2 separate regions of the Homo sapiens genome follow, and region 1 is linked to region 2. The links are chromatin loops, found by intact Hi-C in ENCODE. Cell type or tissue: OCI-LY7. All regions are shown on one strand. Links, peaks and the distances in the headings refer to the core of each region. The heading gives the core; the rest is flanking DNA.

The links. Hi-C counts contacts between places; a loop is a spot of excess contacts. Peaks named below come from ENCODE experiments on the same cell type or tissue, not always from the same donor. Only the 100,000 strongest peaks of a DNase experiment are listed, where the experiment ranks them.
Region 1: it touches region 2 in a loop (5-fold over the local background); 1 of 110 quality-filtered maps calls a loop at or near these places.

The regions. Positions count from the first base shown.
Region 1 is chrX:46,956,803-46,965,396 of GRCh38, reverse strand. All of the region lies in intron 1 of JADE3 (jade family PHD finger 3), which reads right to left. Among named protein-coding and RNA genes, the nearest start is that of JADE3, 49 kb to the right of the region's middle. RefSeq lists an enhancer at 1,579-1,758. In OCI-LY7, for the core only: no CTCF peak of the experiment used is centred there; DNase peaks (open chromatin) are centred at 3,306, 3,626 and 4,126; H3K4me3 peaks cover 1,665 bases; H3K27ac peaks cover 2,080 bases.
Region 2 is chrX:46,706,181-46,714,774 of GRCh38, reverse strand. The region is part of intron 1 of SLC9A7 (solute carrier family 9 member A7); the gene reads left to right. Among named protein-coding and RNA genes, the nearest start is that of SLC9A7, 49 kb to the left of the region's middle. RefSeq lists enhancers at 531-630, 3,625-4,824. In OCI-LY7, for the core only: CTCF peaks have their summits at 3,426 and 3,637; DNase peaks (open chromatin) are centred at 3,364 and 3,654; H3K4me3 peaks cover 1,757 bases; H3K27ac peaks cover 2,500 bases.

The DNA of each region.
Region 1 (8,594 bases), core at 2,172-4,671, 250 kb before region 2:
TCCTTTATCTCTTTGAAAATCTTCCAGATTTAGACAGTGAGCCAATAATACATTTGTCCCTGGTCCTAAGTCTCTCTCTGCTCTCCTGCCTGCCACTCTGAACAGAAGCAACATCTTTTTACTGTCTCTGTTCATGGGCAATCTCTGACTTCACAGTCAGGGATCATTTCCTCCATTCACTGAATGTTTTAATCCCATTATCTACAGAAATACAATTCCCAGCCATCTCTACCTTTTTCTGGACCTAAGAGTCCAGAATGTCCATAACTATAGGCCTGTAACTAATAATCCTCACTTATTGTCTGATCTGTTTCTGGTCCAGAGATTTATACTTTCTTGACCACAGATATGTCTAATTTTTTACTTTATTATCACTTTTAAAGAAAGGAGATATGAATTTAAAGTATGAAATCAGAGCCATCTTGACGAGAAGCCCTCAAGTTTAAATTTTATGACTATTACACAACCTTTTAGATCGGGGTCAGCAAACTACAGCCCATGGGCCAAATCTAGCATACTGCTTATTTTTAGTATGGCCTGGAGGCTAAGAATGGTTTTTACATTTTTAAATGGTTGAAAACAATTTAAAAAATATTTTGTGACATATAAAAATTATGTGAAATTCATATTTCAGTGTCCATAAACTTTTATTGGAACACACCCATGACCATTCACTTATGCTGTTCCAGTTACTGACTGTTGTGCAACAAACAACTGCAAAATTTAGTGGCATAAAACCACCACCACTTTATCACTTCATGAATTTTGTGGGTCAGGAATTCAGATAGGCACAGCAGTGATGACTTTTTTCTACTCCACAATGTATGGGACCTCAGTTGGGAAGATTCAAACAGCTGGATCATCTGGAGACGTCTTCACTCATCTGGCATCTTTGACTGGGATGGCTGGGCTTAGCAGAGACTACCTCCAGAGTGCCTATCTAAGGCCTCTCTGGCATAGGTGGCTTCTCAATAGTCAAACTTCTTACATGGCAGCTCAGGAGTCCTAGTATGAGTGTTCCAATGAACAAGGCAGATTGCCTTTTATGATTTAGCCTCAGAAGTCTCATACTCTATTGTATTGAAGTAGTCACAAGCTCACCCAGATTTAAGTGGAAGGAGGCACAGATCCTACCTCCCGAGGAGAAGAGAATAAAAAAATTTGCAGCTGTGTTTTAAACCTTCATTTATGGGTTTCACATCATTTTATTGCAAGGATCCAGGATTAATGACTGATTTAAAATGTGATACACATCCAGGTCTCAGAGCATCCAAGCTTCAAAACAATTTAGCTTCACAAGAGGACCATCATCAGGGTCATGACATGTGAACAATTTTAATACTTTCCTATTTGCTTCTGGTCAGTCTTTAATTCCAAACACATAGAACACATGTGTTTTTAAGTGTTATAGGAGTAGACTGGTGCCTTAAAAAAGAGTAATTTGTATCTGTGTGATAGATAGCAAAAATGGCCCCAATTCTTTATCCATGCCCTTTCCTTATGGATGCTCCTTGAATCTGGACTGGCTTTGTGGCTTGCTTAGGGCAATCGAGTACAGTATGAGGTGATGGTGTGCCAGTTCAGAGCCTAGGCCTCAAGAGGCCTTGCTGCTTCTATTCACTCTTAGAAACCTGACCAACTACCATGAGAACAAGTCTGGGCTAGCCTGCTGCAGGATGAGAGATGCATAGCTCTGTGCTCCTACCTCCTACCACTGCCCCAGTTGACAGCCGTTGGACTTCAAAAGCAGAGCTCCCTGCTGACCTGTAGTTGACCATAGGCATAAGGGGAGACCAGCTGAGAACAGCAGAACTGCTCAGCTGAACCCAGCCCAAATGACTGACCCATAGAATGAACTAAGTAATTACTATTTTAAGCCACTAACTTTTGAAGTGGTCGTTATACAGCAATAGTTAACTGACAGAATTTGAAACACAGCTTTTAATGATTAACTGTAGAGTGGAAATTTCATCACAAACCTCAGTCGTACTACACTAAATCACTTTGGGTACTAATTTTCCAAAGTAGGCATTACTGCTGGGATCCACAGAGGAAGGCACTGTAGCTAATGCCAAGATCACAGATGGGTCAAGCACTTGACCCAAAAGAAGTACATAACAGCAGCCATACGAGTAGCAAATGTCACTCTATCTGGAAGTTTCTAATCCTGTCTGATGCCAAGGCAGCCATAAGGTACCTCCCCTGTCCAGAGATAAGCGTGGCACCTGCAACCAGTGGTTAACTATTTAACTGGAATGTCAGAGTAACACATCAGAGCACCCCTATAATCCCAGCACTTTGGGAGGCCGAGGCGGGTGGACCACAAGGTCAGGAGTTCGAGACCAGCCTGGCCAACATGGTGAAACCCCGTCTCTACTAACAATACAAAAATTAGCTGGGCGTGGCGGCAGGCACGCATAATCCCAGCTACTTGGGAGGCTTAGGCAGGAGAATCGTTTGAACCTGGGAGGCAGAGGTTGCAGTGAGCGGAGACTGAGCCAGTGCACTTCAGCCTGGGAGACAGGGCAAGACTCTTTCTCCAAAAAAAAAAAAAAAAATTAGTTTATATTAGGTTGAACCATATGAAACTGCCATTGTTGCAAGTCAAAATGTTTGCATATCAGCAATTTCATAGGGTTCAATCTAATACTGCAGGATTTGGCTCATGAACAAAAATAAGCAAAAAATAAAAGCTTCCTTCCTTTGCTTCTCTTAGTCTCCAAAGCCCTCACATATTCTAGAGAAGTTTAATTCCTATGAACTTTTAAGGACATATATTAAGAAATACATAAAGCCTCGCTTATAAATACATTTTTTTTTCTCAATTCAAAACACCTAGTTTCCTTTAGGAGTTGTATTCCACTTACCAGACTTAAGGTAATTAGCCTGTGGGTCCCCAGTGGAGTATTAGGTCTCTCTACCTACATCTCAAATTTCTAGATCAGATCTGAGCACCCTCTTTTCATGTGCCATTTGTACACGGCGAACCAGGATTCCAGAATGTTGTTTAACACAAGAGGAGGTTGTTGACAAAAAAGTATTCTGATTATTACTATCAGTGTGTGCTTGGTGTCAGTGGGGGGAGGATATATTTGATTTTATTCTAGTTTCTGCTTTTTCTGCCCCAGAGTTGCAACCAGATGGCTAGACTATCATCTCTGGGTCTCTTGTCAGTCAGAGCAGGAGAAGCCTAAGAGGCAGGATTCCTACCCCTGCATATGTGACTAGAGTGGTGAGGCAGTTTTCCTCCATCTTCCTGGGCAGCCACAACAAGACCCTGTGAGGAGGCGCAGGTGCTTCGAATAACTGGCACTCTCCCAGGCCACAGCCGAAGCCACATGCTCAGAACAGAGGCTCAATTTTAATCCTTCTGAGACACCATTTCAGGGATTGGCCAATATACAAACATGTAATCAATGTAATGCTTTTGTGTGCTCGTGTGGGTCTTGAGCTTGTGAATTTTTTGCATTAACGGTTTTAGAATTTTCTGCCTAGAAATTTTTAGAATTACCCAAGTATAAACGCAGTCTTTTTTATGGTAAATGTTATTTCATGAGAAACACTGCATACATAATTTCAGCTTCAATGGTCAGAAGATCCTGTGCTTTCAAGCTTACTGTTAGAAATGCAAAACAGGGACACCAAAACTCCATCATCCCACCTCAGTTCCCTCAGTACAGGATGTTTCCCTCCTTCAAAGGTTTTTTATAAGATCTTTCGTCCAGTGTATTTTACATAACCAGCTTTCTCTATTTCCCAAAGAAAATTATTGCACAGTCTAATTAAGTTTTCCCTTAGGAAACACCACTCCTGACACACAAAGGAAGACAAAACAATGGTGGCAGACTGTGGAAACAGAAATATTTCATTTTTACCAGCTGAAAAACTATAAAAATTAAAACTACCCCTAAGCTATTAATATGCAACGATTTGAAATATCAGCAATTCACAGGAGACTGGTAAAAAGTCCTTTGTTCATTTACTGTTTTTATCAAGTTCTGAATTCAGAACCCCACATAACTACTTTGACAACTGATAGCATCACAACCACCTAAAAACAAGTTCAGAGCGTTCCGTTGTAGACAGTATAAATGATGCTTGTTTTTGCATGATCTGTCTCAGAAGTACAGCCAAGGAGGAACTAAGTCTCACATGTTCACTCTCACAGGGCCCATCAAAGAACTCAATAAAGATCTGATGAAGGAACTTAGGCTGGAATTTGGAAAATGTGGATAACACCAATTTCTAGTCCATTATCATATTATTTTTATTATAATGGCTTTGTAGTAAGTTTTAATTTGATAAAGCAAACTCCCCTCACAAATTTTCCTGCTTCTGGGGCATTTATTCTTTCCAAAATGCAAACCTGATTATGATACTTGATGTAAAACCCTTCTGTTGCTTCCCAGTGCTCACAGACTCCCTTTTAGGCCCCTGCAGAACTGCGGTTTAGTAGAGTGGAGAGTGCGAGTTTAGGGTGAAATCTGACTGCTCAACAGGAGAGTCACTGCCACCATCAGAGAACCTCTCTCTCTGACCTGGTTCCTTACCAGGCTCACTCTCTCCTTTAAATATGCATTGAACAAATAATGGTTTTTGCAAGGGTGCTGTGTAAGGGGTTCCCAAGATCACCCCTAGGTTCAGTGATTCACAAGGAAGACTCACAGGATTCGGCATATAATCATACTCATGGCTATGATTTATTACACTGTAAGGATACAAAGCAAAATTAGCAAAGGGAAAAGGCTCATGGGATGCAGTGCAGGGGAGACAAGGCACAAGCTTCTAAGAGTCCTCTCCTAGTGCATACACAGAACACAATTTCCCTAGCAACAAGTTGTGATGATACATGTGAAATGTTGTCTACTAGGGAAGCCCACTAGAGACTCTGCCCCAGGGTTTTTATTGGTGACTGGTCACATAGGCACCCTCTGACTGGTACAGACCAAAATTTTAGACTTCAAGAAATAAAGCAGGTATTCAGCATAAACCATATTACTTGTATAAACAATTCCGGCACAATGAGCCACCCTTATCCGTTCTGGGAAGGTCAAGAACCATCCCCAAAATAAAGTTCTTATTCGCCAGCCCAGAGTCAACCTTGTAAGCAGGCCTTTTCAAAGTCAGGTCTGCTATGATAACATTTTTTTTTTTTTTGTTGCACAGATGCCAATCATTAGCTTGGCTGGGCACCTACACATTCTGCCCAGACCTGGATGGGGTAAACAAAACTGTGACAGTACTCTGAGCAGGGGACTAAGGGAACAGGAATAGAGGAACACCCATCCTTTTCCAGTGGCTTGAAAGAAGGGGCAATGAGGACTGCTTCTTGGGAGAGGCAATGCCTGAGCCCAGTTTGAACATGATAGATATTGTGGTGTCCATAGATTTAAATGCTAACCAGGTAAGTGAGCTTGGTAAATTAATGAGACTAAGCTGTATCTCAGAAAGTGAGTTACCCATATGGACCAGGGCTATTAATCACTTTGATTCCCTGCTTTAAACTTTGTATGGCTTCTAAATCTCCTGCAAAGCATGCAGCTCTGTCAGAGGTGGTGCCAACCTAATTTTCCAGTCCTACCTGTGATACTCTGCCCCTTCAGTCTCTGTGGTCCCAACATCCGGTATTCTTTTCAGTGCCTGGAGTATGTTCCTTTCTACCTCCAATACTATCCTACCCCCTACTCTGGACTGCTCATCATCACCCTATCCTACTTCACATGGCTATCTCCTAGTCATGTCAGATTTCAATCCAAACAACATTTCCTCAGGATAGCCTTCTGTCCCCTACCCCAGAGTAGGTAGGGACCCATGTCATTTGCTTCCCAGCACCAAGTAACTTCTCCTTTATCACTGTGGGCACATTAAAGTCCATTTCCTTACACATTGACACTTCAAGAGGGCAGAGACTATGCCTGTGTTGTTCACTGTGATAACCACAGAGCCTAACACGGTGCCTGGTACATACTGGGCACTCATCAAACATATGAATGAAGAATGAATCAGGGCTCACTCCCCTTCCCCAACACTACACACCTCCTGTGTCTAAGGCACATGGCCTAAGCTAGGTCGACAAGTCAGCCAAGTGTTTTGACAGAGGTATTGGGAAAGAGGCACTGCATTGCTACAGATACAGTCTGCCTGAGAGTGAAACTAAATCACAGGAACACACAGGTGAGAAAAGGAGATTTGGGGCTGCAATAACAGCCTGGATGTTGCCATTCCTAAAGTCAGCAGCCTGTGGACTTCATTTACCAGTAAACCCTCTTTCTGTTACTTAGGCTAATTTAAGTCAGGACTCTGAGATGTATAACTAAGAATCCTTATAGAAAAATAGTAACTGGAATTAGGCACGTGGTTGGTCCTAAAGAACAAGAGAAAGACTACCAGGAAGCCTAACTTGTGATGTCCCAAGCTACTGGCCTAGGGAGTCCTTACAGTTCCTTAAATTATAAAAAGGGTTGGTTATTGTTCAGGGAGAAAAGATGCCCTGGCTGGGAAGTAGAGCACAAGCATCCTGGCTGGTCATTATCCTAAAAACTACTTTATTTGTGGAAACTCAAACCAGATCTCCCAATAGGCTACAGAGAGACAAAAATCTCCCTTATTTTCAATGGGGGTAGATATAATTATTGCAAATAAAAAGCTTGAATATCACTTCAAACTAGATTCTAAACCACATTAATAAAGCATTGGCTGGATAAGCACTTGAAAAAGAAAACAGTCACTAGCAGCCAGCATAGGCTCTCTAAGAACATGACACACCCAACTTACTTTAGGCTCTTTTCTGTTCCAGTCACTCATTTATTGAGAAAATTGTTTATAGGTACAGTAATACGTGGAGGCAGCTGACAGGATTTTCCTGCTGATAGATTAAAAAAAATGCAGGCTGCAGGCAGGTAATCCTGAAGGTAGGAGTCTTCTGGTGGGACACAGAGCTATGCCCTTGGCCCTATCTTGATCAAAACTTTGATGAGTAACATAGATGAATTTAGGGTTATTGACCCTAAGAGGGATAACATTCATCAAAGAAAAGAGGAGAATTCAAAAGCAAATATTATAAGCAAAAACAGGATGAAATTTAACTAGAACATATGTAAAGTCACTGCAATTAAATTGTTTCCCAAATACAGGATGATAGCAGTTTCAGCTTTTGATGTCAGTAAACACCACAGTTTAGTGATGCAGCTACTAAACTCGGGCTGAATTCAGAAACATAATGTCTACCTCAGTTGGACAACAACTGGACAACCATGTTCCAATCTGAGTACCATTAATGGTGACCAATGAAAGTGCATCCAGAGAGGGGAACCAAGACTAGAAAAAGTTTGGGGATCATATCACATAAATGACCATTGAAAGGGTGAGAGATGGTGTAGCCGCCTGGGAAAGCAAAGACAGAATCCTATAAAACTGAAAATATCCAAACCCTATGACCCAGCAATCCTATTTCTAAACATATATCTGGAGAAACTCTCACAAATTTGCACAATGATCAACATAGAACTGTTTATAAAAGCAAAATTCAGAAAGTAGTTAGGTTTCCATCAATAGAACGGCTAGACAGAATAAGGTTCATTCATACTCTGGAATACTTTGCAGCAGTTAAAAACAATGAAGTGGGTCTATAATCAATCAGGATAGACTAAGTTTGCCAAGGTAACAAAAGGAACCTAAAATCTGAGTGGCTTAACACAACCAAAGTCTGTTTATTCCGTATGCTACATATTTAAAGTGAGTTGGTAGGAGAGCTTATTGTAGTTATTCTTGACCTAAGCTGTCAGAAGCTCCATCTCTACCGGCCAGGGGAATGGAATGTGGCAAATCTCATATTAGCTCTTAAAATTTCCATTTGGAAGTGCATTCATTACTTTTACTGACATTTCAATGACCAAAGCAAGTCACAGGGCCACGCCTAACCTCAAAAGGGACAGGAACTACAATCCTACCACATGCCCAAATGGCAGACAGCCAAAAACATCATGTGACATATAATAATACATACTATGCAAAGATTAATAGAAAACATATGAAAAGATCTAAGATATTTTGCTGTGTAGAAAAAACAGACACATTCATAATACCACCATTTATGTAAATTAAAACATAGATCCAAAACAAATCTATATATCGTTTATATCTATCTATCTATCTATCTATCTATCTATCTATCTATCTATCTAATCTATCTGAAACTGAGGAGGGAGGAGGATGACATTAGAAGAGGTGACCAAAGGAGAAATAAGCATTTCTGTAATGTTTTAGTCCCTTTATTTAAAAATGGTGGCTCATGCCTATAATCCCGGCACTTTGGGAGGCTGAGGCAGGTGGACTGCTTGAGCTCAGGAGTTTGAGATCAGCCTTGGCAACATGGAGAAACCTCATTTCTACCAAAAATTAAAAAAAAATTAGCTGGAAGTGGTGGTGCACATCTGTGGTCCCAGCTACTCAGGAGGCTGAGGTGGGAGGCTCACTGGAGCCCGGGAGGCAGAGGTTTCAGTGAGCCGAGATCATGCCACTGCACTCCAGCCTGGGCAACAGAGACCCTGAGAAAGAAAAGAAAAGAAAAAAGAAAGGAAAGGGGAGGGGAGGGG
Region 2 (8,594 bases), core at 2,608-5,107:
ACCATGTAATCTACTTATTTTGTTTCTTATGTTTCTTCCCTTATTAGAAATATAACGAAGTCCAGAAAAGCAGGAATTTGTATTTGTTTCGTTCACTGACATATATCTCCAAACACTAGAACAGTGCCTGGGACATAGTAGGATCTCAAAAAATATTTGTCGGGGATCTCAAAAAATATTTGTCGGGGATCTCAAAAAATATATGTGTTGTCCATAAGTATGGAGGCAATAGTGAAACCTGCCAAATTAGATTGGGGTGGAGATGAGGTCCTTGTAGAGTCCAGTAGGAAATAAAATTTGGGGAGGGGCTTCATTATGGCCAGATTATATAGAGCATCCTGTGTTGAGGGGAGGTTTGGGGCTTCAACGTAGTAGGCATGTATATTATTTACAAAGCTGAGCCAAATATCCATAATTTACTTGTCATCTGGGAGACATCAGGAAATAGCAGAAAGAACTCTGGCTTTGGAATTGGAAGTATGCAAGTTGGAATCCTACTTCTACAGTTTACCAGCTATGTGGTCTTAGGGCAGTTACTTACTCTTGAAGATCCAGTTTTTTTTTTTAACTGTAAAGTGGTGTTAATAATCCCTACCTCATAAAGTTGTGGTGAAAATTAAGAGATAATATTGTAAGTAAAACCCCTAATACAAAGTGGGTGCCCAGTAAGTAGTTCTTAGACTACACTGACTGATTTGAAACTATTAGCATACTAAAATGTACTTTTTCTGTTTGGGGCACATTACTTAGAGTAGTAGGAAGAAGCAGAAAACATTGAGTATAGTATATTGAGGTAGAGTATTGTAACTGTGGTTTAGGAAAAATAACTACCAACTGTGAGTAAAAATGAAAAGGAAGATACTATATTTGGGTGTTTTACAGTCACGAAAAAAAAAAACCCACAGAAATAACTAGTATCTTTTCACTTCTCCAAAACGTTTTGAAACCTTGAGTTAATTAAGAAGGGAGAGGAAAATCCCCTAATAATACTAGAGTCACTAATAGTGTGGTCTCTGAAAGTACCGAACCACAGGGAAGTCACCGGGTTCTGGAGGAGATCAGCTTTCCTGGAGTGGTCCAGTCCTCATGGATATTCTCTTCTGGGTAGGACCTGCATGTTGACATGAACCTAGGGCACTAACTTGACCCTCCGCAGAAAAAACTTTCAATGTTAAGTCCTCTGCTTGCTAAAGGTCACCCAAGAATATTTCTCCTGGAGAAGCCTTGTGCATTTTCTTTTCTTTTCTTTTGTCTTTTTTTTTTAATTTTTTTTGAGATGGAGTTGTACTCTTGTTGCCCAGGCTGGAGTGCAATGGTGTGATCTCAGCCCACTGCAACCTCCACCTCCCGGGTTCAAGCGATTCTTCTGGCTCAGCCTCCCAAGTAGCTGGGATTACAGGCGCCCGCCACCATGCCCAGCTAGTTTTTTGTATTTTTAGTAGAGACAGGGTTTCACCATGTTGGCCAGGCTGGTCTTGAACTCCTGAGCTCAGATGATCCACCCGCCTCAGGCTCCCAAAGTGCTGGGATTACAGGCATGAGCCACCATGCCCAGCCTGCCTTGTGCATTTTCTATATAACTGGTTGTTAAAGATGTTATCCTTTTTTGCTAATTGACCCATGGATAAGGGGCCATCTGACAGCTTTGAGAATTTAGGATTAAGCAAACATTTATTTCTCTTAACTGGTTATTCCCTCTTATCAGATTATGAGAATTAAATAGCACACAATGCTTCCTTTTTGTTTCAGTTATCAAGAAACTCAGAGCACCATGTAATGCTTGATTACAATAACAAAAAGTCTAGGAGGACCATAAATTTACTTCCTCCTTGTATGCTATAGTTCAGTACTGTCGTTTTCTATTTTAAGTGGCTTGCTGTGTAGAGCATCTTAAAGGCTTTACAAAATAGCCTGAGTATACCTAATTTGGCATTTGACTAATTTAACATTTCCCCAGATGTGACTCAAACATTTTGTAAATGTAGTGAATTTAAAAGACCCAGGTGTCTAGCAGTAGGGACATGGTTTAATAAACTGTGGCATATTAATACACTGCATTTAGAATTTTTATCTTAAATTCTAAAGCAAATCTGTCACTGAGCCCTTATACAAGACTCAGTGCACAATGTATAACTGAACAGCAGTGAACATGAATGAATTTATGTTTCAACGTGAGTAACTGATATGGTTTGGATATTATTTGTCCCCTCCAAATCTCATGTTGAAATGTGACCTCTCATGTTGGAGGTGGGCCTGGTTGGAGGTGTTTTGATTAATGGGGGTGGATCCCTCATAAATGGCTTGGTGCCATCCCTGCCACTAATGAGTGAGTTCTTGATCTGTTAGTTCAGGTGGGATCTGGTTGTTTAAAGAACCTGGCATCTCCCCACTCTCTCACTTGCTCCCTCTCTTCATGTGACATGCTGGCTCCCCTTCGCCTTCCACCATGGTTATAAGCAGCCTGAGGCCCGCCTCAGAGACAGATGTGGACACTGTGCTTCCTGTACAGCCTGCAGAACCATGAGCCAAATAAACCTCTTTTCTTTATAAATTACCCAGTCTCAGGTATTTGTTTATAGAAATGCAAATAGACTAACACAGTAACCTGCAAAAAACATAATATGGAGTTAAAAAAGGGAGATGCAGCAAAATTCATTCAGTTAATACAACAGAAAATGCTGCTTGTCCCCCAGTATCTGCTTTCCATTTTTTTCCTCATAATAGACTTTTAGAAGGTTCAATGACCTCCCAGAAAGAAGACTTTATTTTCTTGCCTCTCTTGCAGCCAAATATGATCATATGACCAAGTACTTGGCCAATAGGATATCAGTGGAAGTGTGTGTGTGTGTGTGTGTGTGTGTGTGTGTGTGTGTGTAATTTAGAGGCTGTGCCGTTAAAGGGAGTGCCTTCCCTGGTTGTTTTCTCGTTTCCCTTTGCCTGACACGTGGGCCTGATGGTGAGGGCAACACCCTCTTGGTGGTAGAGCAGGAAGATTAGGGAGGGGTAGTGAGGGAGGAGTAGGGAGCCACCACTTCATCCCAGGAATACTTATGCACTGACTCTTCTGTGAAGGAAAGAGAAACTTGTCTAAGCCACCATTATTTTGGTCTTTGTTCCAGCAGCTACACCTGCTTCCTAATTCTATATGATACTATTTATGTAAGTTAAAATGAGCAAAAGAATATTTATTATGTATCTGCGGACATGTATATTTAGTAAACCTGGACTGGATACAGACTAAAATGAATGACAGTTGCCTCCGAGGTAGAAGGGAAGGAATGGGACCAGGGAAGGAGGAAATACAGCCTACTTCCTCTCTTTACACTAAGCCACAAGGGATTCTCTCTTTTCTGTGTGTCGTGCTCAGTCAACTATGTCAGAGTAGGACAGTCAATTCAATGATGAAGAATCTGTATGTTTGTGATCTTTGTGATTGCTTTATGCCACGCGGTTTTCTGTTGGCTTTTAACAGTGACTTTTACCCCATATGAAGTGATTGGATTAAGAGAAAATAGTGGCTCACCCTTAAAACAAATGTGGAGGACAGAGCCATGGCTGTCATAACAGGAGTGAGCTATGAAATAGACCTGGGAAAACAGATGCTATTGCAGTTTGATGGTAAGGCCTGTGGCACAGGTGTTGCTGGCAGGCTGCAAGAGGCCCCAACAGGGGGCCTTCTCCATTTGCCCAGACTCTAGACAATGCCATTGCTGGCTCAAAAGCTGAAATCGTCAGCAGCCTGGGTGACTGTCTCTTGGGGTCAGGCTCACGTTAATCAGGCTCAGAGAGCCTGAGGCTAAACCAGAGTGCCAATCGATTAATTTATGATAAGAGATTTGGCTGTTGCAGAGCAGAATGTATGTTCAGGCTGAGCAGAGCATTTTTTTTCTGAGTAGGCAAGTAGCAGGGGACCCCAGGTTGTCATCAGAAAGTTGCTTAGAAAGGACAGAGGAAGAACAGAGGCAATTGGTTATGGTATGCTCATAAATAGACTGGAAAAGCCTGATGGGTCCATCTCCTTGCTGGAATAGCCTTGACTCCACCTCTCCCCACTAACAGCCACTGTATCCTTTCCTTTATCAGTGGTTACATGCATGATCTCATCATCTGACTTTTGGAGTCAGCCTTTCTTCTCTCTCTCTCTCTCTTTTTTTTCCCACAGTATTTTTTTCAAACTAGATTCCACAGAATGGACTGGGTTTTCCCTAAACGAATCTCAGGTGCATTCCAGGTGAGTCACATTGCAGTTTGGGGATTCCCAGGCTCTTAAGGGCATACAAACAGCTCATCTGGTTTACTCCCTCAATTTGCCAGTTACATCCAACATATGACAATTTTGCTGGCTAACACTGAGGGAACCTTCATTCTCTTACCTCTAAATCTATGGGGGCCCTCACTGTCCACTTCCCTATTCCAGGTACATTCCATGATGCATTTAGTTGTATTTCTGAATGCGGTTCTTCTTGTCACATGGCAGTCCTTCTGTCTTCCCACTTGTCCCTGCTTTCACTCTGTTTACCTAAATGTGGAAGTGCCTAAGGGGCAGTCCTTGCTCACATAACTTTGGCTCTCTGATGTGTGGCTTTAGAGATCATTTGTGCACAGCTAGCTTCCAGGTCTTTATATTCAGTCCTGAATGTATTCTTACAATACAGTCCTAAAAGTCACTCCTTTTATAAGTAGTTGTTGGACAAGATAATACATATGATAGTACAAAATTCAAAAGTTAGAAGGCAAACTGAAAAACCGGCCTCCCTTTCTCCCTGGAGATAAATGTATTCCATTGTCTTCTCTGGAGACAAATACACTCATCAGTTGAGCCATTTCTGCCTGAATGTGCCATGCTGTATTTAAAATCAGCGTATGTAATAACGCAGTTGGCACTGTTGCTCTAGAGTGCCATCAACACCCACCTAGATGTTGAGGTGCCCTCCCTTCTCACATTGCCTAATGGTTCCCCGGAGAACCTTGAGAACCCCACTGCTATAGTATAAACTAAAAGAATGGCTGCTGGAATTTCCTTACGATGCTTTTTTGCTTTTGTAGAATTCACCTTCAGTTAGCTATGAACTCTCAGAGGATAGCAATTGTTGTATGCTGTTTCTGGCATATCCCCTTTAGTGCTTTACACAGTCTTATACATACAGTAGGGTTTTTTTTTGTTGTTGTTGTTATTTTAGGTAACATTTTTTGAACTTTTTTTGTTAGTTTAGGTAATGGGTGTAGGCATTTGTTTTTAAAAACATCAAAAAAAGTAACTGCTGGCAGAAAATGTAATGAAAAGAAGATGAGCAGCTGCCTGTTGTATTATGTATTATGATAGCTTAGTACCTTTAAATTTTTTTTTCTGAACTTATTTTTATTTTTGAGAACAGAGTCTCACTCTGTCACCCATGCTGGAGTGCAGTGGTGTGATCTCAGCTCACTGCAGCCTTGACCTCCTGGGTTCAAGCAATCCTCCCACTTCAGCCTCCTGAGTAGCTGGGACCACAGGTGCGCACCACCGCAGCAGGCTAATTTTTGTATTTTTTTTTACAGAGACAGAGTTCCACTTTGTTGCCCACGCCGGTCTCGAACTCCTGGGCTCAAGTGATCCTCCTGCCTTAGCCTCCTAAGTAGCTGGGATGACAGGCATGTGTCACCACGAGTTTAGTGCCTTTTTCAGTGGAACTTCTTTCCTTGTTCTCTGATAGTGTACCACTGTCCTACCTCAGCACATCCCACGACACTGCCTGAGCTCCTTTCCTCCTTACCACTTACAACATACTATTTAACGCATTTATCTTATTTTTAAACATCTTTCCCCCTGCTAGAATGTAAGCCCTATGAAGGGAGGGCAGGATTTTTGTCCCTGTTGTTGACTCTTATGTTCCCAGAGCCTAGCATATGGTAAGCTGCTCAACAAATATTTGTTGAATGTATAACCTGGTGAGATACCAATTGTTTATGTTGTCATTGAATTGATTACCATCACCAATCCTAGATTTCTCTTTGTTCTGTCCCCCACTGATACTAGGTATCAGTGCTTTGAGACCAGGAAGACATTTTTCGTTTCTCTGCAAACAAAACCTGTAGTTTGGGGCTGAGTGACTTAGAGGCATGTGGAAGGAAGAAAGAACATAATCAGTGGTGCTAGAACACAACGCCTTGCTTGGGCTCTGCTGTCAGTGCCTGACATATTCTCCAAACAACACTCCCCACTTGTATTTTACTAGCCTAGTTTGAGTACCTCTTTTTTTTTTTTTGAGACGGAGTCTCACTCTGTCGCCCAGGCTGGAGTGCAGTGGTGCGATCTCGTCTCACTACAACCTCTGCCTCCTGGGTTCAAGCAATTCTCCTGCATCAGCCTCCTGAGTAGCTGGGATTACAGGCACCCGCCACCATGCCTGGCCAATGTTTTTGTATTTTTAGTACAGCTAGGGTTTCGCCATGTTGGCCAGGCTGGTCTCCAACTCCCGACCTCAGGTGATCTGCCCACCTCGGCCTTCCAGAGTGCTGGGATTACAGGTGTGAGTCACCATGCCTGGCCTTGAGTACCTTTAATAAAGGTGATTCATGTCCCTATTTGTTATTTCCACCACAGAGTATATCATTTTTCGTGGCTTAATTTTTCTTTTTTAAAAAAATTTTTGAGACAGGGTCTTGTTATGTTACCCAGGCTGGTCTCGAGCTCTTGTGCTCAAGCAGTCCTCTCACCTCAGCCTCCCAAGTAGCTGGCACTAAAGGTACATGTCGGCCGGGCGCAGTGGCTCACGCCTGTAATCCCAGCACTTTGGGAGGCTGAGGGCGGGTGGATCGCTTGAGGTCAGGAGTTTGAGACCAGCCTGGCCAACATGGTGAAACCCCTTCTCTACTAAAAATACAAGGATTAGCTGGGCATGGTGGCGTGCACCTGTAGTCCCAGCTACTTGGGAGGCTGAGACAGGAGAATTACTTGAACTCGAGAGGTGGAGGTCGCGGTGAGCTGAGATCGTGCCACTGCACTCCAGCCTGGACGACAGAAAGAGACTCTTGTCTCAAACAAACAAATAAATAAAGGCACATGTCACCACACCTGGCTCAATCTCTCCTCTTTTTATGGTTAATATCTCTTTTGATTCTTTTGCTTAGATGCTGTCACTCTGATATTAAGGAGAAGGCCAGTTTATTGCATTTGAGTTTGAGCTTTAACTAGGTTATTTAGTCTCACACAGAAAAATTCTGTTTTGTGGCCACATTTTGCCCATGTAGTCAGGCAGCTGCCATGAATATGTGAACCTTGGGCTCCCTTTCCTGAGAGGGCAGCCAAGTAGACCTTGGCATAAATACAGAATTGAGAGGATGCTGGCTAGTGACGCGGGCTTTTTGGTAGGGGCTGCCTGGCCACCTTGCCTCAAGTGATCTCCTACTGTCACTGTGGATGTCACATGCCTCCTGGCTGTGCCACTTACTAGTCAGATCCTTAATTAGTTCTAAAATGGATTTCATGTCCTTTGTGAGAACGGAATTCACCAAGATGATATCAGGGAAATCTCATTACCTTATAAACACAAAGAGATCAGATCAACAGATCTTACTTTGCTGAAGAGTTGGGCTTTTGTCCTCTAGCTGGCGAGGAGCCATTGGAAGCCTTTAAGCCAGCAGAGGTGTTTCTTTTAGAATGACTATCCTTGCAGTGGTTTTCAGGTAAAGTACTGAGGAGTGTGAGATGGATGCAGGGAAGGCAAGAAGCTGTCAAAGAAAAAGTTTACCTGAGGCTGGGTGCGGTGGTTCACGGCTGTAATCCCAGCACTTTGGTAGGCTGAGGCAGGCAGAACACCTGAGGCCAGGAGTTCGAGACCAGCCTGGACAACATGGCGAAACCCCACCTCTATTAAAAATATAAAAATTAGCCAGGTGTGGTCGTGTGTGCCTGTAATCCCAGCTACTCGGGAGGCTGAGGCAGGAGAATTGCTTGAACCTGGGAGGCGGAGGTGGTGGTGAGCTGAGATCATGGAGAATAAAAGAAAGAAAGAACAAATAAAAAGTTCACCTGAGAAGAATGGCTGCCCCTGGGCAGAACCTAGATGCCTCCAGTGCAGGTGAATGACATAAGGATAACTCCCAGGTATCTGGTTCTCACAGGGACAGGGAATGCAGAGAAGAAACAACACTGATGGGGAGGAGAGAGACTTACTCTTGGATCTGTTGAGTTAGAGGTGTCAGAGAGATGGCAAGCAGAGGTTTAGATGTAGGTTGTGGAACACCATGGGAGAACTCTGTGCTCAACCTACAGTTGCTAGAACTGCTCCTTTAAAGTTCCTGCTGGGTGAGTGACTTTTAAAATATAACCTCTTATTATGGAAGGTTTCAAACACAGTAGAGACAATAGTATAATAAACCAAATCCCATGTACCCATTACCATGCTTTGTTAATTACCAGCTCATGATCCGTCTTATTACATCTATACCTTCCAGCTACCTCTTCCCATGTCAAGGTGATTTTGACACAAATTCTAGATGTCGTGTCATTTTATTAGGTTGGTGCAAAAGTAATTGCGGCTTTTGCCATTACTTTCAATGGCAAAAGCCGCAACTACTTTTGCACCAACCTGATATTTGTAAATATTTCAATA